Linked DNA regions of Homo sapiens: region 2 is linked to region 1. A link is a loop called in an ENCODE intact Hi-C map of the cell type or tissue named here. Cell type or tissue: uterus. All regions are shown on one strand. Each heading gives the region's core, and the rest is flanking DNA. Links, peaks and the distances in the headings are about the cores only.

The links. A loop is a pair of places that touch in the nucleus more often than their neighbours do. Peaks named below come from ENCODE experiments on the same cell type or tissue, not always from the same donor. Only the 100,000 strongest peaks of a DNase experiment are listed, where the experiment ranks them.
Region 2: a loop joins it to region 1, with 2.6 times the contacts of the local background. A loop is called at or near these places in 1 of 110 quality-filtered maps.

The regions. Positions count from the first base shown.
Region 1 is chr10:32,118,047-32,133,459 of GRCh38, reverse strand. No RefSeq gene overlaps it. Among named protein-coding and RNA genes, the nearest start is that of KIF5B, 69 kb to the right of the region's middle. RefSeq lists an enhancer at 10,000-10,499. In uterus, for the core only: no CTCF peak of the experiment used is centred there; no DNase peak of the experiment used is centred there.
Region 2 is chr10:32,072,705-32,088,117 of GRCh38, reverse strand. No RefSeq gene overlaps it. Among named protein-coding and RNA genes, the nearest start is that of KIF5B, 24 kb to the right of the region's middle. In uterus, for the core only: no CTCF peak of the experiment used is centred there; a DNase peak (open chromatin) is centred at 10,017.

The sequences.
Region 1 (15,413 bases), core at 6,495-10,494:
TAGGGCCCAGGAACTGCTGAGTTGGAGTCAGCCATTGTGACTCTTTTTCTTTTCTTTTTTTTCTTGTAGAGATGGAGTCTCACTGTTTGGCCCAGGCTAGTCTCAAACTCCTGGCCTCAATCCATCCTCCTGCCTCAGCCTCCCAAAGTGCTGAAATTACAGGTGTGAAACACTGTGCCCCGCCTCCACTGTGACTTTATTTCCATTCTTTGTGTCTCAGAATCCTCATTTGTAAAATAAAGTTAATAATAGAAGCTACCTGTAGGGCTGTTTGTGAGGATTAATGAATCAAAATGGATGAAGCACATAGAACAGTTCATGGCGCAGGGTAAGAGCTTCATAAATGTTTAGGCATTTTTATGAGTAGGTCAAGAAGAAGGCATTGGTCAACACAAACAGTTGTGCAGACACTGACTATTAAACTGTAGCCGGAGGTAAGGGTTGACTTAAAAGGGAGAAGCTGAGGTAAGTTGCCCTGAATATCCACTCCAATGTGCAGTAGTTGCAAGTGGATTTTTAAAGGCAAAAAGAGGGAGACAGGGAGTGGGCTAAGACAAAGCTGCTTGTCAGGAATTCCCATTGGTTTACAGAAATAACACTGATTAGCTATACACTGTGAAGCTTTAGGGTGTGGGTTATGGTGTCCCATGTGGCATTATTAGATTAATTTATAGCTGCCTGTGGCAATAGCAAGCCATTTCAAGAAATGAATACATAGCTCAAAGCAGGGAGTAGGGCATGATTGTGAGACAGCCAAATGCCTAGGCATATTAAAAGAGGTCCCCGGAGAATCTCCGACCTGCCCCACAAGTGTTTACATGAGATACTTTTGTGCAGATGAGGGAACCTGCCCAGGGCCTTGTCTGAGCCTGCCAACATGCGCACTGGGGGATGGGGCGGAGCCACAGGCAGTGGGAGGAGCCTGGCCTCTTCAGTTCCTGTGTGGCGGCCTGGGATTCAATCTGTGAGGTGGGGGGCCTATTAGCAGGACTCCATCTCGTTTTGCTGTTTTTTTCTTTTTTCTCTTTTCACCCAATAAAATCCTGCTCTACTCACCCTTTAATGTGTCTGCGTGCCTAAATTTCCTGGTTGTGTGAAAAGAACCCACTTACAACTGAACTAAGGAGCAAAATTCTGCAACAATTGCTGCCTGTTTTTAATACCTCTCTGGGCCCAATAATTAAAAGGACTTGTGTTCCTCAGATAAAAGTTCTTTTCTTTTCTCATAACTGAATATTTTTCTTAGTTTTAAGAAGCCATAGGAAAGACGCATTTCTGTAGGAAGTAACTGTACCTATAGCCCAATCTGGATGCAGTTCTTTCCTTCTTCCAAGCCTGGGGGTATGTTTCCTCTGTGGATGAAAAGAGTGAAACTCTGTAAAATATTTGAGGAGATTTATGCTGAACCAAATAGGAGTGACCATGGCCCATGACCCAGCCCTCAGGAGGCCCTGAGAACATGCACCCAAGGTGGTAGGGGTGCAGCTGGGTTTTATACATTTTAGGGAGGCATGAGACTTCAATACAATACATTTAAGAAATACATGGGTTTAGTTCAGAAAGGCAGGACAACTGGAAGCAAGGAGTGGGGTGCAGGGGGTGGGGGAGGCTCCAGGCTATAGGTAGATTTAAACATTTTTTTGTTAACAATTGGGTGAGTTTCTCTAAAGACCTTGGATCAATAGAAAGGAAATGTTTGGGTTAAGATAAAGAATTGTGGAGACCAAAGTTCTTATTTGCAGAGGAAGCCTTCGGGTAGTAGGCTTCAGAGAGAATAGGTTGTAAAATATTTCTTATCAGACTTAAAGTCTGTGTTGATGTTACTGCCAGAGAGGTATAATGAGGCACATCCGATCCCCACTTCCTGTCATGGCCTGAACCAGTTTTTCAGGTTAAATTTTAAGATTGTTCTGGCCAAGAAGGAAGTCAGTTCAGATGGTTGGGGGGGCCTTAGAATTTTATTTTTGGTTTACAGCTCGATTGTCTAGAACAGTGCTTCTTACTCTTGAATGGTATATAAATTACCCAGGATTGTGTAAAAAGCAGATTCTCTCTCAGTAGGTCTGGACACAGCTGAGATTCCACATTTCTTCCAAGCTCCCAGGTGATGTTCCTGCTGCTGGTTCACAAATACTGGTCCCAGGGATCCAGCACAGTCCGCAGAACTTCCGGTGATGATGGAAATCTCTACCTGAGCCACTAATCATATGTGACTATGGACCAATTGAAATGTGGCTATTGAAAACTGAAGTTTTCATTGCATTAAAATGAAGTATAAATGACTGTATGGCAAGTGGCTACCTTACTGGACAACACAGCTCTAGACTCATGCCCAGAAGGTCCAGGTCATGATCTGGATTCTTGTTAGAGACACAGACCAAACCATGTTCAGGACCACATATTACATCTTAGATAATAATGAGGACTCAGCAAAAAGGTGTGTACAGCTCTACCCAGACCATCTACATACCCAGAATGTACAGTCAACACATGTGCTCTGATATCTGTAAATGTCAGTAAAATAACTTTCCTATTTGCAGATAAACTTCCTGGTAGAGCTGTCTGACTGAGTTCCTTCCCTCACCTCTGGACCTGGGGCTAGAACCACTATTGTAGTCTGTGCGTTCGTAAAGAAAAAATAAAAATGAGGTATTTAATTAACATTATTTCTGTGATCTCCTCAGTTCCATAATTTTTACTTCTCAATTGTTTTCTTTGCATGCCTTTAGGGCATGCCCTTGATATCCACAAACAACATAAAAACAGGCATTCTCTGCACGTAAAAAAATGGAAAGTTTGTAAAATTGAGAAGAGTTAAAAAAAGATCTTTATCTGACCAGCTGTGGTGGCTCACGCCTGTAATCCCAGCACTTTGGGAGGCCAAGGTGGGTGGATCACGAGGTCAGGAGATCGAGACCATCCTGGCTAACACAGTGAAACCCCATCTCTACTAAAAATACAAAACATTAGCTGGGCGTGGTGGTGGGCGCTTGTAGTCCCAGCTACTTGAGAGGCTGAGGCAGGAGAATGGCGTGAACCCGGGAGGCGGAGCTTGCAGTGAGCCGAGATGGCGCCACTGCACTCCAGCCTGGGTGACAGAGTGAGACTCTGTCTCAAAAAAAAAAAAAAAAAACTTTATCTGACTACATTGTGAAATAATAATAAAATAACTAGGAATGTTTGATATTCAGGAATTTTTCTCAGGTTGAAAATTATTTCCAAGTGTTTAGCTTTCTTCTGGGTTGTTCCAAATAATCTTTGTGGTTTCTTTTTGTTTTTGAGATGGGGTCTTGCTCTGTCGCCCAGGCTGGAGTGCAGTGGCACGATCTTGGCTCACTGCAACCTCTGCCTCCTGGGTTCAAGTGATTCTCCTGCCTCAGCTCCCCTTTTGTATTTTTAGTAGAGGCAGGGTTTCGCCATGTTGGCCAGGCTGGTCTCGAACTTCCCATCTCAGGTGATCTGTCCGCCTCGGCCTCTCAAAGTGCTGAGATTACAGGTGTGAGCCACTGTGCCCAGCCCAAATAATCTTTGATTTCTGCCAGTGCATTCTTGGGTGAGCTGGATGTGTCAAACATCCTGGATAAATGGTGAGAAGACTTACACCCATATCAGTGACAAATAACTGACTCTGATCCAAAGCATGCAGCCAGGTTCTGAGCAGATGCCGGGGCCTGATGCCTCAGAATTGATAGGAAGAGGAAACCAGCCCTGTTTTTCACTACCTCTTGCTGAGAAATGTATCCATGCTTTTACATGCTCCTGGTGTTACATGGAAGAGATCAATTTCAATTGTCTCCAAGTTACTGTACTGATTTTATAAATGACTCTGCATTTAAGAGGACACTTCACATTTTAGCATGTGAATGGCTGAAACCTTAATAGACAACACTTTATAGTAGGGACAAAGTGAAGAGCTGTTATATTGGTTATGAGAGCTCTCTACTGCAACATAGACTGTCAAATTGAATTTAATAGCAAGGAGTTGACAGCAATCATGAAATAATAGCAATGAGTAGCTACCCTTTATTTCATGATAGTGGAAAGTTTTTTCTATATCCTTATTGCTTTTATAGGGTCTGGGTGTAGTGGTCATGCCTGTAGTCCCAACACTTTGGGAGGCCAAGGCAGGTGGATTGCTTGAGCCCAAGAGTTCAAGACCAGCCTGGGCAACACAGCAAGACCCTGTCTGTACAAAAAATTAAAAAATTAGCCTGGCATGGTGGCACACACCTGTAGTCCCAGTTACTCAGTAGGCTGAGGTGGGAGGATTACTTGAGCCCAGGAGGTTGCGGCTGCAGTGAGTCGAGATCATGCCACTGCACTCCAGCCTGGGTGACAAAGAGTGATCCTGTCAAAAAAAAAAAAAAAAAAAAAAGAAAGAAAGAAAGAAAAAAGAAGTTTATGGAAATGAGATATACTGAGAAACTATCCAATAAATGCCCCCATGCTATACTGTGTTGAAAATAATATGTGTTGAATAAGAATGATTCAATTCTTATTCAAGGACAACATTGAGTTTCCTGCCATAGTGAAAAGGGGGACCCTTGAGTCAACATTCACATAGAAATCAAAGTAGAGTGTAACATTAAATGCCTTTGATGATGGACTATAAAATATACACACTTTGGACATTTTATTATGACACAGCACTTAACAGATTCAACATTAACTCTCAGATGAGAAAATGCTAGCAGCCCAAGGAACAAAGGAGTATTCTTCTCTTTTCTTTTTATTATTGTTCCCTCCCCTTCCCTAATTTCACTTTCTAGTTCTCTCTGCTTTTTAACTATTAGAAAACTTTTATTTGGTACTTTATCCCATATCTTCTTCCACTGGAAAGACATGCCCCTTCACTGGGCATCAAATGTACGCAGCACTGTGCAAGATGCAATAGAAAGGTATAAAGAACATGTTCCTTCCCGTAAGCTTATGAGGTTCCTTCCCATAAGCAATTTAGAATGTATCTGGGGAGAAAACCCTACTAATATGAAGGGGTGTGTTTATAAGGGCCATAAGTGATTGAAAACTACCCACCAATCACACAGAAAAGCTAGAGTGGTTGACTACAAGGAGGAGAAGGTGGAAAAAAAATTCCTTGAGGATTCATGATGTAAGTCTGATGGCTGGGAAGCAACTAGAGAAAACCAGGCTGATTCAGTGAGTGTCTGGGAGAGGCTAAACTCCCCTCTAAGGCTAAGAGTATCTTGCAATGATAGCTCATTTAGACAAAGCAGTCTGGGCAGACAAGGCTGCACAGGTGACGTATTCTGAAAAATTATTCTTTTTTTTGCTTTGTTTTGTTTTGTTTTTTTTGAGACAGAGTCTCACTCTGTCACCCAGGCTGGAGTGCAGTGGCGTGATCTTGGCTCACTGCAACCTCCGCCTCCTGGGTTCAAGCGATTCTTCCACCTCAGCCTCCCGAGTAGCTGGGATTACAGGTGCGTGCCACCACATCCAGCTAATTTTGTATTTTTAGTAGAGATGAGGTTTCACCATGTTGGCCAGGCTGGTCTCAAACTGCTGACCTCATGATCCGCCCACCTCGGCCTCCCAAAGTGCTGGGATTACAGGTATGAGCCACTGCTCCCGGCCCTGAAAAATTATCCTTAAGGAAGCCTGGATTGAAACCTGCTAGGGATGGACAGGCTAGCTCCAGCTCTTCAGCCATACTTGGGCCCATTGCGATCTGAGAGACCAAAACAGACACCTCTTCATCACTAAGATGGATTCTAAGGTTAAGGAAACAAAGTTCCCTGTAAGTCAAGGGTTTGGGCTTACTGACATGGCAAATTTCTAAATTCCTACAGCTTTAAGCTTCCTAGCAATGGGAGCTCGGACCCCTCCTAACTGATTTACAACCCAGACCAGTATAACTCTGTTGGACAGAGGACCAGCCTTAATAACATTCTTTTCTGATAAGCAATTACAGACCGTAAGCCAGTTTTAGCAACTTATAGAGACTGCATACAAACTGTCTTTGTGTCCTACAGTTCACCTTTTGACATAAAAGAGCCAAGTTCCTCCTCATTTTATTTTTTTATATTTATTTATCTATTTATTTATTTATTTTGAGATGAAGTCTTGCTCTGTCACCCAGGGTGGAGTTCAGTGGCGTGATCTCAGCTCACTATAACCTCCACCTCCTGGGTTCAAGTGACTCTCCTGCTTCAGCCTCCCCAGTAGCTGGGATTTCAGGCATCCGCCATCATGTCTGGCTAATTTTTGTATTTTTTAGTAGAGACGGGGTTTCACCATGTTGGCCAGGCTGGTCTCAAACTCCTGACCTCATGATCTGCCCGCCTTGGCCTCCCAAAGTGCTGGGATTATGGACATAAGCCACCACGCCCAGCCAATTCCACCTCATTTTAATGCTAAAGCCCTGCCCCAAAGTGAACACGAGATGTATGTTACAGACATGTTTGCCCATTGCACATGCATTCAGCTCCCCTCATAAATATGTATAGTTTTTCCCCCAAAACTGCTGAATATGTATGTCCTGTGAGGAAAAAAAACCCCAACTGCTCTTCCCTCTTGAAAAAGAGAATACCTTTGTCACACATCAGAGACTGTCTCTTCCCGTTTCGCAAACTGGTATTGATGATAAAGCTCTCCTTTCTACTACTGAGCCATCCTGGTGGTCTTTGGGACAACACCCTGAGTTGGATATCTTCTGCTAAGAAGAAACAACTACATATATGGGTCACAAACCCAAGAGTAATGCAGGGATCTGTGATTGGACCTGAATCAGGCAAACGGGCCCATGAGGATCTCAACCAAACACTTCTGGGTCCTGTGAAACTGCAAATATTTTCATTTTATTAACTGCCTTTTTTGTGCTGGGCCATGTTTGGTCATGTCTAAGCCTAGGGAAAAATGATGGGCTCCTCTTATGGTGGTTTTCTTTTCTTTCCTTTTTTTTTTGAGACGGAGTCTTGCTCTGTCACCCAGGCTAGAGTGCAGTGGCGCGATCTCAGCTCACTGCAACCTCTGCCTCCTGGTTTTAAGTGATTCTCCTAACTCAGCCTCCCAAGTACCTGGGATTACAGGTGCCTGCCACCGCGCCCGGCTAATTTTTGTATTTTTAGTAGAGATGAGGTTTCACCATCTTGGCCAGGCTGGTTTCGAGCTCCTGACCTCGTGATCCACCTGCCTTGGCCTCCCAAAGTGCTGGGATTACAGGTGTGAGCCACCACACCCAGCTTTATGGTGGTTTTCTATAGCACCTCTTGGAGTTATATCTTTGCATTGTGAATTGCATTTTTTTTCCTTTGAGCATATCAACAATTTCCTTCTTTAATTTTATTTTTTAATTGACAAACAGTAATTGTACATATTCATGGGTGACAGAGTGATATTTCTATACATACAACATATGGTGATCAGATCAGAGTAATTAGCATATTCATCATCTGTGAGTGGCATTATTTTTAAATTTTGTTTTTTTATTATTATTTATTTTATTTTATTTTTAGAGACAGGATCTTGCTCTGTCACCCAGGCTGGAGGGTAGTGGTACAATCAGAGCTTATTGCAGCCTTGAACTCCTGGGCTCAAGCGATCCTCCTGCCTCAGGCCTCCTGAGTAGCTAGGACTGCAGGCACGCAACACAACCCCAGATGGGGTCTCATTATGTTGCCCAGGCTAGACTCATACTCCTGGCCTCAAGCGATTCTTCTGCCTCAGCCTCCCAAATTGCTGGGATTACAGGCATGGGTCACCATGTCTGGTTGTATGTGTTGCATTTTTTAATAGAGCATGTTCACAAAAGCATATTATTGAGGTAAGAAAAGAAGGAAGAAAATAAAAGCAGATAAACAGCCAAAGTTTTGGGAAATACAAGAACTAAGGAATAAAAAACGAGAGTGTGATCTTGATGAAAAATGAAATCTTAGAGAATAAAAAAATGATGATCATTTAGGCATTTTTAAAAATTCACTGCTATGAATTAGTGGGATCAAATTAAAATGACAGATGTTGAAATGTACAGTAACAGAGAGATGAAAATATAAAAGCATGTTGGCTCTTAAATCCTTCGAGTTTGAGAACTAAGGGATGCCAGTGAGATTGTGTGGCAACACAGACTTGAAATGTTAAAAATTCACACAAACAATTATTTCCTTTACTCATGGAAATGTCTAGATTGCTGTCTGTTCCACTACACTGGTGAATAGACCTTTGTCCCAATGTCCTTGACACACAGCCTTTGTTGAGATCCCTGAGGGGTTGTGAGGAAGGGGGAAGGGCGGCGTAATGTAGAGAAGTTTAGAGGACAGAATCTTTCTCAACTCAATGTCTTTTGTTAGAATCCCAGGACAAGCTGGGCGCGGTGGCTCACACCTGTAATCCCAACACTTTGAGAGGCTGAAGCAAGCGGATCACGAGGTCAGGAGTTCGACACCAGCCTCTAGCTTGGCCACCATGGTGAAACCCTGTCTCTACTAAAAAATACAAAAATTAGCTGGCTGTGGTGGCATGTGCCTGTAATCCCAGCTACCTGGGAGGCTAAGGCAGGAGAATCGCTTGAACCCAGGAGGTGGAGGTTGCAGTGAGCTGAGATCACGCCACAGCACTCGAGCCTTGGTGACAGAGCAAGACTCCGTCTTGGGGGAAAGAAAAAAAGAATCCCAGGACAAGTCCCAAATGATGGAGTCTCACCCAAGTACATTTTTCAGAAAGCCCTCCTGCTTCTGTGTGAAGCCCAAAGCTAAGAGCTCTCCCGTGCCCACCCTTCCCATATTGGGGCTATTTGTCACTTCAAGTAGCAGTGCCCATTGCTCAAGGCATTGAGTGATCATTGTAATTCTCTAGCCAGCTTCATATATTTTAAATATGATCAAAGAGGAAAAGAAAAGCAATAAAAAGGCACAATTTAGATGTAATCTTTGGCTAGTGAGAAAAAACAATGATACTGGATTAGCCAGGATTCTTTTTTTTTTTTTTTTTTTTTTTTTGAGATGAAGTTTCACTCTTGTTGCCCAGGCTGGAGAGAAATGGTGCAATCTTGGATCACTGCAGCTTCCGCCTCCCAGGTTCAAGCAGTTCTCCTGCCTCAGCCTCCTGAGTAGCTTGGATTACAGGAGCCTGCTACCATACCCGGCTAATTTTGTATTTTTAGTAGAGACGGGGTTTCTCCATGTTGGCTAGGCTGGTCTTGAACTCCCAACCTCAAGTGATCCCCCGCCGTCTTGGCCTCCCAAAGTGCTGGGATTACAGGCTTGAGCCACCGCGCCCAGCCGGATTAGCCAGGATTATTTTGGCTGGAGTGTGTTAAAAGAAAAATCTTAAACAGGCCAGGCATGGTGGCTCATGCCTGTAATCCCAACACTTTGGGAGGCTGAGGTGGGTTGATCACTCGAGGCCAGGAGATTGAGACCAGCCTGGCCAACATGGCAAAACCCCATCTCAATGAAAAATACAAAAATTAGCCAGGTGTGGTGATACATGCCTGTTATCCCAGCTACTCGAGAGGCTGAGGCATGAGAATTGCTTGAACCCGGGAGGCAGAGGCTGCAGTGAGCCCAGATGGCACCACTGCAATCCAGACTGGGCAACAGAGCAAGATCCTTTCTCAAAAAATAAAAAGTAAATGAAAGAAAAATCTTAGACAAATTAAATTTAGCAGAGTTTAATTGAGCAAAGAACTAGGGCAGCCCCTGAACCAGAGGGAGGTAGAGAGAGGTTCCAGTATGGCCTGGTGGTCCGAGAAGATTTATGAACAGCAAAAGGAAAGTGATGTACAGAAAATGGAAGTGAGGTGCAGAAACAGCTAGATCGGTTACAGCTGGGCGTTTGCCTTATTTGAACATGTTTTGAACAGTTGGTCACCTTTGATTGGCCAAAACTTGATGATTGGCACAAGCATAGCTTGCAGTCTGTTCATACATCCAGTTAGTTTACAGTTCATTATGTACAGAGATATCTTTAGGCTGAACTTAAAATAACGTAAGGAGGCAGCTTTAAGCTAAACTTAGTTTAACAAATGATAGAGCATAAATTCAAACTAGCTAAAGCAAAAAGTGGAAATTAGTCAAGGACACCTGTGTGTCTCATGGAGTCCAAGAAGAGAAATGAGATCGGGCCTTAGGGAGGAACAGAACCAGGATCTTAAATCTTTCTGCTGCTCTGCTAGCTGAACATCTGCTTCCTTCCTTCCCTGCCTCAGCCCACCAGGCCCTGAAATCCTACCTTAATCATACCATGTTACTGCTCCAAGCACAGAGATCCCCAAGAGAGGTGAAACTGATGGGAGGGGCAGGCCATCTGGAGCCACCGCTGCCATCACACCAGCTGCAGCAGGGAGGAGTGGCCAGCGCTCCTTGCTCTGTGGAGCCCGTGGGAGCTGGGAACAAGTGGGAGCCTCATCCCTTCTAAGTTGGGGTGAGAGCTTCCTGGGTGCTGCTGCAGCCACCCAAACCTCAGCTGCAGACCTGGGCCTCCCACTCCACAGAGTAGGCAAGATCCCCACGCTCCCAGGCACAGCTGCAGCTGCCCAAACTGCAGCTGCAGACCTAGGCAACCCTGCACTCTTGGAGGCCCAGGAAGTCACCCCCACCGCCACCCTTATAGGCTTGGAAGTGCCTGCTCCACTGCCTGGCTTCTCCCTGTTGTCAGTGCCTGGTCCGATCTTGGAGCAAAGCTGGGGGGAGCCTGCGCACTATGAATGGCAGCAGGAGGCAGACAGATTCCTGGGCAGAAGGGGGTGGGTCCCTGGTGAGGTCCCACCTTCAGGCCAGGGAGGGCCTGAAAGCTGGAAGCTGGGCTCCCAGTCCTGCAGACCAGAGTGGGAGCTTGTGGTGGCTTTTCTGGGCCCATCCATGGCTGCTCACGGACCAATTGTTGCACACTTCCTCCTCTCGGAGGCCCATAAAAGCCCCAAGCTCAGCCAGAACTGAGCAGATGTTAGGACAACCAGCAGCAGAGAGAAGCTATCCACTCTAAGGCCTCCTCTATGCTGAGAGCTTCAGAGACTTGCAGAGACATTGGGACAGCCAGCTGCGGAGAGGAGCAACCCACTCCAGGGCCTCCTCTCTGCTGAGAGCTGCAGAGACAACAGGACAACCTGCCTGCAGAGAAGAACTTCCCACTCCAGAGTCTCCTCTCTGCTAGGAGGTGAACACTCATTAGGACACCCTGGCTGCGGAAAGGAGCTGCCCCCTGCGGGTCTCCTCTGAGCTGTTCTGTTGTTCAGTAAGGCTCCTCTTCATCTTGCTCACCCTCCACTTGTCTGTGTACCTCATTCTTCTTGGTCCCAGGATGAGAACTCAGGGCCCATCAAATGGCAAGACTAAAAGAGTTGTAACATAAACAGGGCAGAAACCTGCCCCCTGCTCATCATGTTGTGGGTGAACAGAATGAGACAAGAGCTGTGGCCTTTTGGGGAGCCCAGACCTGGGAGCTCCCTGAGCCAGGGATGTGACTTTCTCTTTGGGGCCCTGAGGTTCCTGGTGTCTCCAAGCTTCTGGGCACCACTGCAATCCCCAGTGCCAGCTGAGGAAGCTGCTTGTGGTGCACCTGGTCTTGCTGCAGCCTCATGGAGAGCTGGTGCTCATGCCAGCACCTGGAGCTGCTTGCCCCCTGGCTGGCATACCTGACTGTGCACAGAGGTCAGACCTCACACTTGCTCATACACTCCTTGCTGTTCCGCACCTGGCTCACCCTTGGCAGGCATGGGATCCAGGCCGGCAGCATGAGCAGAGTGCAACCTGCCAGGCCAAGTGGGCAGAATGAGCCCGGTGGGCCCAAGCAAATATCGGGCAATGGCCCCACAGCCACAGAGGTTTCCAGCCAGAAAAGCAACACCCAACAATCCTGTAACAAAACTACTCTTTGTTTTCCCCCAAAGCCTTGACATGTCAGGAAGGGCAGTAAGTAGTGGCTCTAAAATCCCTGCTGCTTCTGCATGGGTACCCTTTCCTCTCCCTCTGGAATCCCTGGAAACCAAGATTTCTGACCATATCCTGAAGGGACCTGTGCTTTTGTTTCCTTGGCCTGCTGAAATCCTATTCACCCTGCAGGGTCCAGCTCCAATCTATGAAATTCTTCCACCCCGGTCCTTTGCCTACACTGCTAAGTACGTTATTAATCTTCCAAATTCCTCTCCACAGTGCTGGGAAGAGTCGGCCTTAGCTCCTAGTAGACACTTATTAAGTATGTGCCAAATGGAAGCAAACTAATGGGCTAACAGACCCCCCTCAACCCCAGGACCTCTCACACAAACTATGGCAACATTGACAGCTCTAGGGATTGCCACAAGGAGCTTGTGCCCACACCATTATTTTAAATCAAACAAAGAGGCAGCTATTACAACATGTAAATCCACCCTTTTAGATAGAAAAGGAGGTAAAATAATGATCCAAAGTGTAATCATAGTAGATTCGTTGCCTGACACATACCACAAGTCAATATGCTGAGAGGTTGGGTTGCAGCAGAGAAAAATGTAATCCTAGGGTCACCAAACCAGGAGATGGGAGGGAACCTCAAATCCATCTCCCCAAGGAATTTGAAGTTAGGGTTTTTAAGGGGTAGTCAAACTGGTTGCTGGAATTTAGGGTCTGAGAAACATCTTAAGCAATCCTTAAACAAAAGCCTTATGAGTCTAATGTCAAAGATCCCGTCTGTAGGAGCAATGGGATGCAGACGTCAGCACCTAGTGCACCTGACTTTTAATAACAAGGAAGTAGGTTAGAGTGTAGCCTGATGAACGCTTAATTGTAACTATATTTTTGTCCAGAACTATGGACAAAATCCTTGCAGTCCTTCTCAACCCTGTAGGAATGGTTTCAAAGATAACATTGAAAAGACACAGTCATGTTTTTCCTCCTTTTAAGTGTTTTCATTCAAGTTAAATATCTAAGCATTGGCCTTGTGTGACGGCTCATGCCTGTAATCCCAGCATTTTGGGAGACCAAAGCAGGAGGTTTGCTTGTGGCCAGGAGTTAGACACCAGCCTGGGGAACATAGTGAGACCCCGATCTCTACAAAAAATTCAAAAATTAAAAATAAATTTTAAAAAGCATTTAAGTACCACTTCTGCTCTTCCAAGTCCTCCACTGGTTCCCAGCTTGGCAACTTCAAGGTACCGTTTGATCCCAACTTTAACAGGGGCCACCTCCCTCTTTGTCAAACTTCAAAGAGTAGGATGTAGGAAAAAGCAAACATTTTTTTTTTTTTTTTTTTTGCCAAAATTCTTTCTTTGAAATTTGTTTTTCTGTGATGTCTGGGAATTTCTAGTGAGAAACGATAAAGTAAAATAAGACAATCTCACTCCAGCCTTTGCCTTCAAACCCCCACTTCATCACCTGTGTTTCTGCATCACCCCCAAACAGCTAGTGCTGTGTTCTGACCTTTTCTTTCTCTGCATTCCTACCCTGGCACCAGCTGCAAACAGAGTCAGACATTGCCCCTGTAGGCCTTAAAAACTGATGAACAAAGATAGCCAGATGCTCTCTTCTATTGTGAGGAAATGGGGTGGGGGCATTTTTCCCTGGCAGAGACTCTCAAGTATGTTACCTTCCACTTTGAGCCATAATCACCATCATTCCCAACAACAAAACGGTAGTTCCCCCCACACAAAGTCACTGTGCTGCAAGGACCCTGTCTCCCTTAACGCTGCAAGCCAGTGGCCTATGTCTGCTGGCTCACAGGGACCCCTGGCATCGAATGTCTTACCCAGGGAGATAGTACCCTGTGGTGGGAGCAAAAGTCACCTCTTTTTTTTTTAAATTTATTTTTATTTTACTTTAAGCTCTGGGATACATGTGCAAAACATGCAGGTTTGTTACATAGGTATACATGTGCCATGGTGGTTTGCTGCACCCATCAACCCATCATCTAGGTTTTAAGCCACACATACATTAAGTATTTGTCCTAATGTTCTCTCTCCCCTTGCCCCACAACCCTTGACAGGCCCCAGTGTGTGATGTTCCCCTCCCTGTGTCCATGCGTTCTCATTGTTCAACTCCCACTTATAAGTGAGAACACGTGGCGTTTGGTTTTCTGTTCCTGTGTTAGTTTGCTGAGAATGATGGCTTCCAGCTTCATCCATGTCCCTGCAAAGGGCATGAACGCACCCATTTTTAGGGCTGCATAGTATTCCATGGCATATATGTGCCACATTTTCTTTATCCAGTCTATCATTGATGGGCAAAAAATCACCTTTTTGCTCCTGGCAACCTTTGCCCAGAGCATTCTGGTTTGTCTTTGTGTGTAACAACTCAAGGGAGATGGCTTTTTGTCCCGAGATAGCACTTTCAATATGATGGTGCTTATGTGGTACTCAAGTAAGCACAACATAAACAGTATTGCTGAGAAGGACAGTTCACGTTTATGTTTTAATTTGGTGGAGTATTATTGTTTCTTTGTCATTTGGTTGAATCACCATCTTTGGCTATTTTAGGAAAGAACAGAAAGGGAGCAGTTTTCTGATCCACCTGACAAATTCTGGGCCTGCACTCTCCCTTGGAGTCCACAGGATTTAATTTAAAGAGCCAGAAGACTAAGTTTAAATAGAAAAGGATATTTTGAAAAAAGGCAAAGTGAGACTGTTTTTTTAAATGAAACCTGAAAACGTACCTTGAAAGAGATTCCATGACTAAAGCCGCCTAAGGGAGTTTATTAAATGATTATTCTTTGATTCTTTGTTTCATTTTTGTCTTGGGTAAGAGCAATCCAGGTTTCTCTTCAGAATATGATTTTTTTTTTGACGGAGTCTCCCTCTGTAGCTCAGGCTGGAGTGCAGTAGCATGATCTCGGTTCACTGTAATCTCTGCCTCTCGGGTTCAAGCAATTCTCCTGGCTCAGCCTCCTGAGTAGCTGGGATTACGGGCGCCTACCACCATGCCCGGCTAATTTTGTATTTTTAGCAGAGACAGGGTTCCACCATGTTGGCCAAGCTGGTCTCAAACTCCTGACCTCAAGTGATCCACCTGCCTCAGCCTCTCAAAGTGCTGGGGTTACAGGCGTGAGCTATTGTGCCCAGCCAGAATATGATTTTTGATACCATTATTAGTTGGACTTCATATTCTCTTTCACCATCAGCAAGCAATTTTGTTTTCTATATAGTTATAATTTATTTACAAACAGAAGGTGTTTTATGGAGACCTTTGTTTACCAAGCATAGCTCAAGAGTACACTGTATTTCTGGAATTCTCTCGTCTTCCTTTGAAGACCTACCTAAGAAGTCTACACTGATGGATGTGTGAAAGACTTCAAGTTTCTTAATATGGCTCATTACTTTCATGAGAAGAAAAGGTTACTATAGACTTAGTTAAAGCAAGAAAAAGGCTTTCTATTGGAGTGGTCATTTCACAGTTTTATATCAAAATTATTTTATTTTAAAGGGAATTACAGGTAAACCTCACAAGGCTGGGCACAGTGGCTCATGTCTGTAATCCCAGCACTTTGGGAGGCCAAGG
Region 2 (15,413 bases), core at 7,579-11,578, 46 kb after region 1:
AAAAAATAACAGATGTTGGCAAGGTTCTGGAGAAAAGAGAATGCATATACACTGCTTGTGAGAATGTAAATTAGTTCAGCCGCTGTAATTTGTCAAAGAACTTAAAATAGAACTACTGGCCCTGTGCAGTGGCTCAAGCCTGTAATCCCAGCACTTTGGGAGGCTGAGGAGTGTGGATCATGAGGTCAGGAGATCAAGACCATCCTGGCTAACGTGGTGAAACCCCGTCTCTACTAAAAATACAAAAAATTAGCCGGGCGCAGTGGTGGGCCCCTGTAGTCCCAGCTACTTGGGAGGCTGAGGCAGGTGAATGGCGTGAACCCAGGAGGTGGAGCTTGCAGTGAGCCGAGATCGCGCCACTGCACTCCAGCCTGGGTGATGGAGCGAGACTCTGTCTCAAAAAAAAAAAAAAAAAAAGAACTACCATTCAACCCAGCAATCCCACTACTGGGTAGGTACCTAAAGAAAACAAATTATTCTACAAAAAAGATACATGTAATTGTATGTTAATTGCAGCACTATTCACAATAGCAAAGACATGGAATCAACCTAGATGCCCATAAACAGTGGACAGGATAAAGAAAAGGTGATACATATACACCATGGACTACTATACAGCCATAAAATAGAACAAAATTGTGTCCTTTGCAGCAACATGGTTGCAGCTGGAGGCCATTATCTTAAGCAAATTAACGCAGGATCAGAAAACCAAATACTGCATGTTCTCACTTATAAGTGGAAGCTAAACATTGAGTATACACAAACATAAAGATAACAGCAATAGACACTGGGAACTACTAGATAGAGGCAGGAGAGTGGGAGGAGGGCAAGGACTGAAAAACTACCTATTGGAAACTATGCTCACAGCCTGGGTAATGGAATCATTCATATTCCAAACTTCAGTGCACACAGTTTACCCATGTAACAAACCTGCACATGTACCCCCTGAACCTAAAAGTTGAAAAAAAAATCCCAAAGACCAAATTATTGCAAGAACTCATACTTAAAAAAAAAAAGGACGATGAACTATATTTGAGCAACCTAAGATCTTTTGAATTTAGGAATATTTGTTGTGCAGAATGTGAGTTTTATCAAGTTAGAAGAAAAAACTGGTAGAAAACGGTCACTTCATTTACTGAGTCGGTGATGTTTCCATTCTTCCTACTCAAGGAAAATTTTTAGTCTGGAGGCCTTGCCGTTTAATCCACCTAGATCTTACAATCAACAGAGAAGATGGCTAGAACTCGTCTTCTCTGTTCCATTCTTTTTTTTTTTTTTTTCAGAGACCAGAGACAGGGTCTTGCTCAAAAAATAACTAAAGATAGATCACAGACTTAAATGTAAGACCTGCATGTCTTGCTCTGTTGCCCAGGCTGGTGTGCAGTGGTGGAGTCACAGCTCACTATAGCCTTGAACTCCTGGGCTCAAGCAATCCTCCCAATTTTTTGGCAGAGGTGGGGTCTCTCTAGGTTGCCCAGGTTGGTCTCCGACTCCTGGCCTCAAGCAATTGTCCCTCCTTGGCCTCCCAAAGTGTTGGGATTACAGCCGTGAGCCACTGTGCCTGGTCTGTGCTCCACTTCTATCAAGACCTCAAATGTGGCAACCTCTGTGGAAGAGATATGCAAGATAGGCCAATTTCTAGAAGCCACAGTAACTATTTCTCTGGAAAGTGATATGTTCAAAGTAAAACACCAGGGGCATGCATTAACTATTTGAAAATACATGTTTGTGTGCCATACCTTAAGGAAATCTGACATTAAACCTACAAATCTGAAGACATAAGAGATGAAGAGATGAGGATGAGGTTTTTTTTTTTTTTTTTTTTTTTGACAGAGTCTCACTCTGTCACCCAGGCTGGAGGAGGGCAGGTGTGTGATCTCAGCTCACTGCAACCTCTGCCTCCCAGGTTCAAGTGATTCTCCTGCCTCAGCCTCCCAAGTTGCTAGGATTACAGGCATAAGTCACCACACCCATCTCATTTTTATATTTTTAGTAGAGACAGAGTTTCTCCATGTTGGCTACACTGGTCTCGAACTCCTGACCTCAAGTGATCCACCCACCTTGGCCTCCCAAAGTGCTGGGATTACAGGCATGAGCCACTGCGCCCGGCCAGGATGAGATTCTTCAACCTCGTTTAAGATAATTAGGTGTATGCATAACTTTGGGGGAACAAATAAGTGATAAAAAGCCAAGTTTTCCATACCACATCTATCTTAAAAAATCTCCCGTCACAAAGAATCAGGTGGCACAAGTGTCAGGCATGATTTGGGAGGGAAAGAGAGAAAACTAGTCAGAAGCTTTTGAATCATTATCACTCCTAAGAAAACAATTTCTGGAGCAACAGGGCAGTGGTGTCCACTGATTCTTAAACTTTGGTATAAATTGGAATCACAAAGCAATTTTGTTAAAAGTACATATGCCTGGGTTCCATCTCTGGAGATTATTCCTGTAGGTCTTGGAGTAGGGGTGTGGATGTGGAAAGGAATCAGGTATCTGCATTTAAAACATGTACATGCATTTGTGGGGTGCCATGGTTCACACCTGTAATCCCAGCACTTTGGGAAGCTGAGGTAGGAGGATTGCTTGAGCCAGTAGTTTGAGACCAGCTGGCAATATAGTGAGACTCCTGTCTCCACAAAAAATAGAAAAAATAGCCTAGCATGGTGGCATGAGCCTGTAGTCCCAGCTACTTGGGAGGCTGAGGTGGGAAGATCAATTGAGCCCAGGAGGTTGAGGCTTCAGTGAACTGTGATCATAACACCATATTCCAGCCTGTGCAACAGAGCAAGACCCTGTCTCAAAATACACATACGCACACACGCACAGACAGACAAGTAATGTTGATACCAACAAAATCTGGGAATCACTAAAAAAAGGATTACCGAACTCTGTATCTCCCAAATTCCCAAGCACCCAACTGCAACTGTCGTCTTTTTTTTTTTTTTTTTTTTGAGATGGAGTTTCACTCTTGTTGCCCAGGCTGGAGCACAATGGCATGATCTTGGCTCACTGCAACCTTTACCTCCCAGGTTCAAGCAATTCTCCTGCCTCAGCCTCCCCAGTAGCTGAGACTACAGGTGCCCACCACCACGCCTGGCTAATTTTTGTATTTTTAATAGAGATGGGATTTCACCATGTTGGCCAGGCTGATCTCAAACTCCTGACCTCAGGTGATCCACCCACCTTGGCCTCCCAAAGTGCTGGGATTACAGGTGTGAGCCACTGTGCCTGGCCCAACTGTCATCTTTTTGTGTTGGTGTTCATGTAGTGTTTTCTAATGGAAACACTTGCTTTGAATCCTTCATGGTTAGAGTAAAATTCTTCCAGATGTCTGCAATCCCATTATTTTCACATTCTTCCCGTCTCTTCCAATGAGGTGACATGGAAAACTAAGAATAGAAACAAATGTGCCTTTGGAAGATGTGTTAGTCCAGATGCACGGAGACGTGGCTGCCAAGATGGGATAAAATGTGCAAGGGTCTTACTAAGGAAAATGACTAGTGAAGGAAAGTGGAGAGCAGCTGGAGAAATCTGGGGAAACGCTCAAGCCACAGGCAAATTTGACTCTGAAAGAGGAACAGAGAGAGAGAATCTTTGGTAGAGGTGTCCCAGACCACCATGTAGTCCATTCAGCTAAGTTGTCAAGGAGTCCCCAGGCCAAAACTGGTCATCAGAGGAGCCTCCTGTCTTCTAGGAACAGGTGTCCCCAGAATCCCTGCTGCACTGTCATTGGCTGGGAGCAGCCTAAGGGAATGGCGCCCCTGGAGCCATGGATTTCAGATCCAGCAGCTGGGCCCTTATTCAGTCGCAATCCTTGCAGCTGAACTGAGACATTCTCATGGCTGCCACAGAAGAGCTCAGTTTTGGTTGACAAACTGAGAAAAGAGAAATGAGGACTATGTGACAAAGTGTTATATGTTGGTTGCTCTGATCAGCAATAAGACACACCCCACCATGTTTGCTTTTGAACATTTTTATTATTTATTTATTTATTCAAGACAGGGTCTTGCTCTGTCGCCCAGGCTGTAGTACATTGGCGTGATCATAACTCATTGCAGGCCTGGTGTGGTGGCTCAGTCCTGTAATCCCAGAACTTTGGGAGGTCGAGGCGGGTGGATCACTTGAGGTCAGGAGTTTGAGACCAGCCTGGCCAACATGGCAAAACCCCATCTCTACAAAAATACAAAGAAATTAGCCAGGCATGGTGGTGTGTGCCTGTAGTCCCAGCTATTGGGAGGCTGAGGCAGGAGAATCGCTTGAACCCAGGAGGTAGGGCTTGCAGTGAGCCAAGATCATACCACTGCACTCCAGCCTGGGTGACAGAGTGAGACTCCATCTAAAACAACAACAACAAAAACAACAAAAACTCATTGCAGCTTCAACCTCCCCAGACTCAAGCAATCCTTCCACCTCAGCCTCATGAGTAGCTGGGACTATAGGTGCATGTCACCACTCCCGGCTAATTTTTTAAATTTTTTGTAGAGTTGGAGTCTCAGCATGTTGCCCAGCCTGGCCTTGGACTCCTGGCCTCAAGTGATCCTCCTGCTTTGGCCTCCCAAAGTGCTGGGATTACAGGTGTGAGCCACTGCACCTGGCTTGAAATTTTTTTTAATTAAAGAACATTACTCTAGTGGTCCATTAATCTTTCTCCTCTCCTTCCCTTTTCCTTTCTCCCCACCCTTCAGTCCCCATATTAGGATGTGGAGAAGTTCCTAATTTACATTTATTTATTTATTCGGTTTAACCCCACATTACCTGTCAGCTTTTAATTCTCTGATATTCTCCATCATCAGTCGGTCTCTCAGCCCACTGAGCACACCACACATATACCACTTTCTCCATCTGGGTTTATGCTGCCCTGCCAATCTGGAATGACCCTCTGTCAAGACAACACATCTATACTGGCTGGACAAAGAGCTTGCGTCAGGAGAGGTAGGGTGGTCTGGAGTGTGGAAAGCTGAAGACCACCACCTACCAGTCATTTCTACCCCCCTTCCTTCCCCAAGGCCTGTGGCTTTCCCATTGATTTTGTATTCCTCTCAGCATCTGGTTCAAACTGAGCATATGGTAGGTAGACAAAGCACACAGAAATTCCTCTGCAAAGACGGCCACAAAATTCTATGCATGAGACTCAAACAGTCAAATTTCTAGAGTTTTCAGCGAAAGCTTCAACGTCCAGAAGAAAGTGGAAAAAATTAAAATTTGTGCAGAGAGTGGAGGTGATAACTTCTAACTAGCATGCATAGAAAACTTGTGGTCACTCATTATCTGTGAGATATCATTTCGTGAACATTCACAAGTGCAAAACTACATAATAAAGTGAAAGTAGATGACTCTTGGTGCACTGCCTATGGGGTAGCCCTGTTCCAAAGGGGCAGTCAATCCACCAATCAATATGTTGATTCTAATACAGATGATGTTATTGGTTACTTTGGAAAGATCTCAAGTGGATTGATGTAAACATCTTTGCAAATTTAAATTGCCTATAAGACAAGGGCTTCTTCACTTATCTATAGCTTTTTTTTTTTTTTTTTTTGTGATGGAGTTTTGCTCTTGTCGCCCAGGCTGGAGTGCAATTTTGCAATCTCGGCTCACTGCAACCTCCACATCCCGGGTTCACATCATTCTCCTGCCTCAGCCTCCCGTGTAGCTGGGATTACAGGCACCTGCCACCACGCCCGGCTAATTTTTTGTATTTTAGTAGAGACAGGGTTTCACCATGTAAGTCAGACTGGTCTTGAACTCCTGACCTCAGGTGATCCACCCTGCTCGGCCTCCCAAAGTGCTGGGGTTATAGGCATGAGCCACTGTGCCCAGTCCACTTATCTGTAGATTAATCATTAACCTATTTTGTAGCATCTATAACCTAATATATCTTATTTTTAAAGATTTAGATTCTTTCTACCTGTGTGATAATCAGAATTCTATAGACAATGACCTTGAGAAAAAAGTGACTTTGAAGTTAATTGTATCTTCTGGAGATTCTCTTGCTTATCAGTGAAATCTTGGAATTTTTTTTCTATAATTAATAATGTAAGCTTCCCACCTGGAGAAGAGAGAATTCACATCATTCCAGTGGACATGTTATATTACTCATTCATTAAATTAACAAAGCAAAGAAGATTCTAGAAAAGGTTGCTTAAATATGGCATTTTGCACACTCCTGGCCATTGTTAATACCTTGGATATTCCTGTATATGTTACATACAGTCATGGACTCTCAGACAGATCCTGGGATGACAGACTGTCGATGACTGTAATTACTGATAACATTTCCATAGGATAGATGTTTATTGTTGTTTCCTGAGCACCCAGCAACTTATTAGGATGTCTAATCCCTGCCATTTTAGAGATTCCTTTCCACATGGTATCTATTTACCCTCCAATGACACCGTGCTTACCATTTCAATCTGAAGTTTCCAAAGCACTTTACAAAGTGACTAAATATAACTTGTATCCCAAGAAGTCTTTTCAAGAGAAGGGTTGCAGATAGTTCTCATTTTGCACAGTTCCCACAGGCCCGAATTTCAGTTACTGCAGTTTAGTTAAATAACAACAGTCCCCCAACAACCTGGTTCGAATTTCAATTCCATGCCTTACAATATGGCACTCCTTATTTTTGCAATTGCATAAAGTACAGACTTTGCCACTAGGTCTTCAGTCCACACATCACTACATAAGTAACTGATGTGCACTGTGATCAGTGGCCAATCACATCACTTATTTTCATGTCTGTGCATTTTTGGTCACTGCACATCTGTTATTCGGTTCATCTACAGATGGCAAAATGGGGAGGTGTGTTGCCTCCCAGGGATAAATTCACATGACATTTTACACAAATGGGTAATAGAAAGAAGGAACTGGCTAACAAAGATGAAAATAGAGCAAAGAAATAAGAAGTGATAATTCTGGACGTTAAATTAGAATAGTGAACACTTCAGCTATAGAAGAAATAACCTGTTGCTGGGCATGGTGGCTTATACCTGTAATTCCAGCACTTTAGGAGGCCGAGCTGGGTGGATCACTTGAGGTCAGGAGTTGAAGACCAGTCCGGCCAAAATGGTGAAAACCTGTCTCTACTAAAAATACAAAAAATTAGCCAGGTGTGGCGGCACACGCCTGTAATCCTAGCTATTCCAGAGGCTGAGGCATGAGAATCACTTGAACTGGGGAGGTGGAGGTTGCAATGAGCTGCGATCACGCCACTGCACTCCAGCCTGAGTGACAGAGTGAGAGTCTGTCTCAAAAAAAGAAGAAGAAATAGCTGTCCATGGGAATGCTGACCCTGCTACCATTAGAGCCTTCAACATGCAGCCAGAGGAACTTAGTTAAGGTGACTTAATTTAAATGAGAAAAGCAATATAACAGAAAGAATGAAGACGTCACAGAGGCAAAAAAACTTTACACTAAAGGAACTCATGAAGACACTGCATGATATAAAAGCACAAAGGATAAAATGTCAGAACCTGACCCAGACTTAGAAAGGTACATGACAAGACCGGGCACGGTGGCTCACACCTATAATCCCAGCACTTTGGGAGGCCAAGGTGGGTGGATCACTTAAGGTCAGGAGTTCAAGACCAGCCTGGCCAACATGGTGAAACCCCGCCTCTATTAAAAATACAAAAATTAGCTGGGTGTGGTGGCACACACCTGTAATTTGGGAGGCTGAGGCATGAGAATCACTTGAACCTGGGAGGTGGAGGTTGCATTAAGCCAAGATCACGCCACTGCACTCCAGCCTGGACTACAGAATGAGACTCCGTCTCAAAATAAAAAAAGAAAGGCACATGACAACAGAAAACATTCTCACTTCATATTGTAAGTTACATGGAGAGAAAGAGACAAGCACTGTACAAACTATGCTTCATAAGTTTTTTACAAAGAAATAAGACACTTTAATGTGTAATGTTTCTAATGTTTTAACTTATATTATTCATTTTACTATTTTTTTCATTTTCCTATACCTTTATAGCTGACAGAGAGTTTTTACTGTTTTGACAAACTTTTTTAAAGGTTATGGAACAATTGTAATTTTTCCCATTCATAGCTAACATTGCTTTGCATGGCTTTATACAGTCATTCTTTGTTTTGTTTTGTTTTGTTTTTTTGAGATGGTGTCTGACTGTCACCTAGGCTGGAGTCCGGTGGCATGATCTTGGCTCACGGCAACCTCCACCTCCCGGGTTCAAGCGACTTTCCTGCCTCAGCCTTCCCAGTAGCTGGGATTATAGGCGCATGCCACCATGCCTGGCTAATTTTTATGTTTAGTAGAGACAGGGTTTCACCATGTTGGCCAGGCTAGTCTCAAACCCCTGACCTCATGTGATCTGCCCGCCTCGGCCTCCCATAATGCTGGGATTACAGGTGTGAGACACCGCACCTGGCCTGTACAGTCATTCTTATGGTGCTACATGACTGTGCAAGGTGAGGACTGCCTGTACAAATTTAAAGGGTTCAGAATGTCTGGTAACAAAGCCATATAAATCCATATTCCGCCGATTGTCTCTTCTTTTACAAAAACTACTCCTTTATTCTACTGTTACAGATAGTCATTTCTAAACTTTTCTATGCAAGGAAGCAACTGTTTTTAAATGTTTTTCAGAGCAGAAGCCATTACAAAGCATACATGTTTCACATGTTTGACCACAGATACAGTGCAATTGGGAAGGTAATTTCTTGTGTTTGGAAGTTGCAACCTTCAACTTTCTGGTCTTCTCCTCATGTATTCTTTGTCCTCTACTGTGCCTCCTGTGGAAGTGAACTCCCCAAATCCTATCTATAGCCCTGGGTGCTCACTAAGACAACATTACTGAACAAGCAGGGATGAGCCCATGACATCTCATTCACAACATGTCTAAAATCCATGTCTTTATTCTTAAAATCCTCCCTCCTGACTTACTGATTTTGTTATTTTTATTTTTATTTTTGTTTTCTTGAGACAGAGTCTCATTCTCTTGCCCAGGCTGGAGTGCAGTGGTACAAATATAGTTCACTGTGGCCCCGACCTTTGAGGCTAAAGCGATCCTCCCACCTCAGCCTCCTGAGTAGCTGGGACTACAGGCATACGCCACCATGCCTGGCCAGTTTTTGTCATTTTTCTGTAGAGACAACATCTTGCTTTGTTACCCAGGCTGGTCTCAAACTCCTGGGCTCAAGTGATCCTCCTGCCTTAGCCTCCGAAAGTGTGGGGATTACAGGCATGAGCCACTGTGCCTGGCCACATATTTATTTTGATTGATTATTGCTTTTTATTTTGGCTATTTGAATTTCAAAATTTGGAGTTAAAAACTCCTCATTCTTCCTTTTACATAATGTACCTTTAAGATATCTGTTCATTGGTAGATTAATTTAAACTAATTAAACTGTACACTTATTTGTGGATACCACTGCACTAAGGGTTTTAAAAAAATATTGTTTTCTTTTTTCTTCTCTCTTTTTTTTTTTTCTTTTTTTTGAGATGGAGTCTTACTCTGTCACCAGGCTGGAGTGCAGCGGCGTAATCTCGGCTCACTGCAACCTCTGCTTCCCGGGTTCAAATGATTCTCCTGTCTCAGCCTTCTGAGTAGCTGGGGCTACAGGCGTGCGCCACCACGCCCAGCTAATTTTTGTATTTTTAGTAGAGACAGAGTTTCACCATGTTGACCAAGATGGTCCGATCTCTTGACCCTGTGATCCCCCCACCTCGGCCTCCCAAAATGCTGGGATTACAAGCATGAGCCAATGTGCCCAGCCCTCTTTTCTTTTCTTAAATTTTTTTCTTTTTGTCTCTGCTGCTTGAATCAGAACAGTTTAGAGGTATGAATATTCCACATGTATATACATATATGCTTACTTATGTAAATGAATATATGAGAAGGGGAACTGGAATTGTGCTCATGGTTTGAAGGAAAGGTGAATGAAAGAGAAAAGCTTTCTATCCACCATGACCTTTATGCTGTCAAAGCAGCCAGTGGCGTGGCAGAGACAGAATTCCCTTGAGGCTTGCCCTGACACTAAATCAGGCAGGAACGCCAAGGGATGAGTCAGAGGGTGGACTGGGATCTGCTTCTCCCAGCCTCCACTAAAAGAATGAAACTTTGAGGCATTTCACAAGGGCATGTGGACCCTCAAGTCGCCAGGGTACATGTGGCCATGAAAATGTGTAACCATGACTACATCCCTGCTCTGGTCTCTCAATGCCAGCGTCATCCACTCCCAGGAGATGTCCTAGACCATCCCCTCTTCCCACTTTTCATACTACATCAGTCTTTTTGTTCTGTGGGCAATATTGGAATTAGGTTTTCACGGAAATAAGTGGTTAGATGATCACAGCTTGGCAGACAAGGAGAATGGCAATTCCATAGACAGAAGTTCCTCTTTTTATTTTTTATTTATATTTTTTGTAGAAACAAGGGTCTCACTTTGTTGCCCAGGCTGGTCATGAACTCTTGGCCTCAAGCAATCCTCCTGTCTTGGCTTCCCAAAGTGCTGGGATTACAGGCGTGAGCCGAGATCACAACACTGCACTCCAGCCTGGGTGACAGAGCGAGATCCTGTCTCTAAAAAAAAATAATAATAATAATGAAGAAACAAAATGCTTTTTCCTACTTTCTTTTTTATTTTTTTGAGGCAGAGTCTTGCTCTGTCACCTAGGCTGGAGTGCAGTGATGTGATCTCGGTTCACTGCAACCTCTGCCTCCTGGATTCAAGCAATTCTTCTGCCTCAGCGTCCTGAGTAGCTGGAATTACAGGTGTGCACCACCATGCCCAGCTAATTTTTGTATTTTCAGTACAGACAGGGTTTCGCCATGTTGGCCAGGCTGGCCTTGAACTCCTGACCTCAGGTGATCCGCCTGCCTCGGCCTCCCAAAGTACGGGGATTACAGGCATGCGCTACCTTGATGGCCAATTCACTTCACTTTTGACACTACCTGGAAACAGCATCAGATCCCTTAAGCCTGCGCGACTTCAGTTGCCAATCTTTTTTTTTTTTTTTTTTGAGACAGAGTTTCGCTCTTGTCTCCCAGGCTGAAGTGCAATGGGGGTTCAAGCAATTCTCTAGCTTCAGCCTCCTGAGTAGCTGGGATTACAGGCACCCGCCACCAGGCCTGGCTCATTTTTATATTTTTAGTAGAGACGGGGTTTCACTATGTTAGCCAGGCTAGTCTTGAACTTCTGACCTCAGGAGATCTGCCTGCCTCGGCCTCCCAAAGTGTGGGGATTACAGGCATGAGCCACCGCGCCCACCTCAGTTGCCAATCTTAAGGACTAGTTTGGCACCTATACTTCTGATCGACCTGCTAAAAAATCGGAATTTCCACACAACTCTCTCCTTAGGTTCCATTAATTTGCTAGGATGCCTCACAGAACTCAAGGGAACACTTTACCTACATTCATCCAGTTATTATAAAAGATATTACAAAGGATGCAGGTGAAGAGCCCAGGGAGAGATGCCGAGGGTAAGGCACATGAGAAGAGTCTGGGAGTTTCCTCCAGGAGCCTGCATGTGTTCACCACTCTGGAAGTTCCCCAACCCTGTCCTTTTGGGCTTTTAGGGAACCTTCATTACGGACGCATGATTAATTAAATTACTTGCCATTGGTGATCAACTTGACCTTCAGCCTTTCTCCCCTCCTTGGAAGTTGAGGAATGAGGCTGCAAGTTCCAACCCCCTAGTTTTGTCTTTTTAGGGTCCTCTAGCCACCAGTCATTTTATCCAAATATGAAAGACACTTAAAGGCCAGGGGCAGTGGCTCACGCCTGTAATCTCAGCACTTTGGGAGGCTGAGGCAGGAGGATCGCTTGAGGCCAGGAGTTCCAGACCAGACTGCACAACATAGCAAGACCCCCGTCTCAAAAAACAACAACAACAACAAAATATATATATATATAAAATGACCTGGATGTGGTGGTGCACATGCCTGTAATCCCAGCTACTGGGGAGGCTGAGGCAGGAGAATCACTTGAACCCAGGAGGTGGAGGTTGCAGTGAGCCGCCACTGCCCTCCAGCCTGGGCAACAGAGTCAGACTCCATCTCAAAAAAACAAAACAAAACAAAACAAAAAAACTTACCATGACATTACAATAATTTTAAAAGTATAATGTTATTAGGGAAAAGTGTACTGATGTCTGTAATTTAATTAGAAATGCACCAAAAAGAAGGTGGATCAATGTATGGATAGAATGAGTGATAGCTGTCAGGATACATGATAAAGGGAAGATAATTTCCCACTAGTTTGCATTTATTTCTCTGGAAAATTAAATAATCACAATAATAAGAAGGCACAATAATAATATTTTGTAATGATATGTATCTCAGATATACCTGATATCTTTTTGTTTGGTTTGGTTTTTGTTCATTTTTGATACAGGCCTCTCTATGCTGCCCAGGTCGATTTTAAACTCCTGGGATCAAGGAATCTTCCTGCTTAGACTTCCCAAAGTGCTGGGATTACAGGCATGAGCCACCTTGCCCAGCCTACCTGATGTCCTTACCGTGTGAGATTTCATTTCCCTTTATGCTGAAGTATAAATCATCTGAACCTTCATCCTATATGACTGATAGAAGTCTAATATTTTTATTATTAATAATGATTAACTTTTATTGAGTACTTATTATGTGCCAGGTCCTTTGATTTTTTTTTTTTTTGAGATGGAGTCTTGCTTTTGTCACCTAGGCTGGGGTGCTACGGCACGATCTCGGCTCACTGCAACCTCTGCCTCCCGGGTTCAAGCGATTCTCCCGCCTCAGCCTCCCAAGTAGCTGGGATTACAGCCACCCACCACCATGCCTGCCGGGCTAATTTATGTATTTTTAGTAGAGATGGGGTTTCACCATGTTGGCCAGGCTGGTCTCTAACTCCTGATCTCGTGATCCACCCGCCTCAGCCTCCCAAAGTGCTGAGATTACAGGCGTGAGCCACCGCTCCTGGCTCCTTTGATCTTTAAACAAGAAAACACACAATACACATATACATCTATAAGAATAATCAATAATTTTCAAAGACAGCAAAGAGCAAAGCCATATTTAAGAAAGAAATATTATCCTAAAGAAATCAATTTACAGGAATATAGCTCCTGCAATGAAGACAAATGTTTGAAATACTATGCAGAACAGCATAACCCCTCATTTTGTTGGATCTTTTTATTACAAAATAGAATCTTTCTTACCAAAAAATCTACCATCCTGTTTTTCCAAAAACCAAGAAAGAAAGGAACAGCCTGCTCTCACAGAAAAATCTAAGTCTCCCTTTCTGGTAACATGAAGTGGAGTGTTTGAAATTGTTCAGTTTCTCACAATTGTAAGGATCCCAGGATCCAGATAATCAGGGTAGAGTTATCTGAGCTCCTTTCTTTCCCTTTGGCCTAGAATGGAGACCCCCAGGCTTGAGAGGAGTCTCTGCTGCATTTTCCCCTCACCATACAAGCAAGCCTTTGAGGTCCCAGTTTTGTGTTTTTTTTTCACTTTTCAACATCTTAATAGGAAATTAAGTATCAAATTTTCTGAGCTATATAATTGAAAAATTCATTTGGGATAACAGTAACACTATAAACTTACTGTGAAATTATAATTTTTAAAGTATAGTGTTATATTTAGGGAAAAGTGTATTGATGTCTGCAATTTAATTGGAAAGGCACCATAAAAAGGTGAATCAATGGATGTAAAGAGCAATAAATAGCTGGGTGAATACATGATAAAGAAAGGATAGTGAAGTGTTAATTGTAGAATCTAGGCAGCAGGTATACAGGTGATCACTATAAAATTCAACTTTGCTGTAAATTTTTAAATTTATATGGTGAAGGCATATATAAATAGATTAATAGAATCTTCGAAGCTTTCATCTCAGAAGTCCAGAAACACACCCATGAATATATGGAATCTTGTTGTATGACAGTAGAATCATAAAGTTTTGAGAAATAGTACTTGGATGGGAGAAATAATGAATGATTTAATAAATGGTGCTGAAGTCTGTTCATTTAAAAAAAATTAGATTTCTATCCCAATTAGCCTTACAGTCTAGTGTTTTCCATTGAACTCTAAGTTCCATGACAGCAGAGTCTAGATCTATTTTTCCTCCTATTATAATCCCAGGGCATGGTGTTTAGTAGGTGGTCAATAAATACTTGTCAAATGGTCAAATGAAGAATATATTAATGAAGACCTTAGTCCTGGAAGATATGCTGTGGGTTGTAGGATTCCTGTGATCTGTGCTGTTGCCAGGCATTGTAGGAAAGAGCCAAGCAGCTGAGTCTGGAATCTGTCCACTTCCCTGTTCCTCCTTAGCTGAGCTAAAGCAACTGTCACACTGACTGCTGGTTGCAAATAAGCAAACTTAATGATAAGTGCTATGAGGTTGTCCTAGACTTCATTCAGGGCTGACAGAGCTCCCTTGAAGACTTGCTTATAACTTTGGACTTGCAGGAACAAAGTCTGTAGCTGTTTGCGCTTTCTAAATCTGTAACAAATGGGATGGGTGAGCAGGATTTGGGGTGGGGGAGAAATAATGATGTAGAAATAAATGATTGATCCAAGTTCATTGTATATACATATAATATACATCACATATATATGCATTATAGATGTATGTATAAATGTTACATATATTATATATATGTTTGCGTGAAAGAGCGTGTGTGCATAAAGAGATAGCAAAAATTTCTTCCATGAGTTTAGCCAGATCTCACGTACATTTTCCTTATAGCCCTGAAAAAGGAGAGCAAGTTATTTCACAGGGAATCAAATTCGGCAACCGATACTTTGAACTACTTTCACATATTGATTTGATGATTTTGTTGTCAGGACACACATTGTACTTTGATTCTGGTAAGTCATGTGCTTATTCTCAGCACACCACTCATAAAATGAAAAGGCTGCATTTAAATTATAGATACTGCACTTAGAGTTTCCATTTTGACTGCTAAAGTGTGTTTTGTTCCATTGTATGATAAACATTGGTATATACATTTTAGTATAGTTGAACATTTTTTTTTTGGTGGATCATGGGCACAATGCCTCCAAAGCCACAGGGGCTTCCTTTAATCGAGAGACTATTAAAACAAATGTTCTTCTTTTAACATACAGCCATTGAAAAGATGACACATTAAGAAACATGTAAACACTGCAGCTGGTTAATTACAAATTGCACTGCTTGATTTAGTACCTATGCGCTCCCAGGTTTGGGGACCTTAAGAGAGGGGGACAGGGGCCTCCCCTCACCTTTCACAGTTGGATAGAGAAGGCAAGAATGTGGGTACAGTAACAGAAAACAGAAGACCTGGCTTGTGCACAGTGCCTGAGAGAATCAAAGCAAATTCTATCTTCTAGTTCTCCCGGAAGAAAGATTTAAGATGTTAGGAAGGTTGGAAAATGAATGTGTGTTGTCATTTGGGAGACAAAGGAATTGACAAATGCTTCTAGTTAGAATACCAG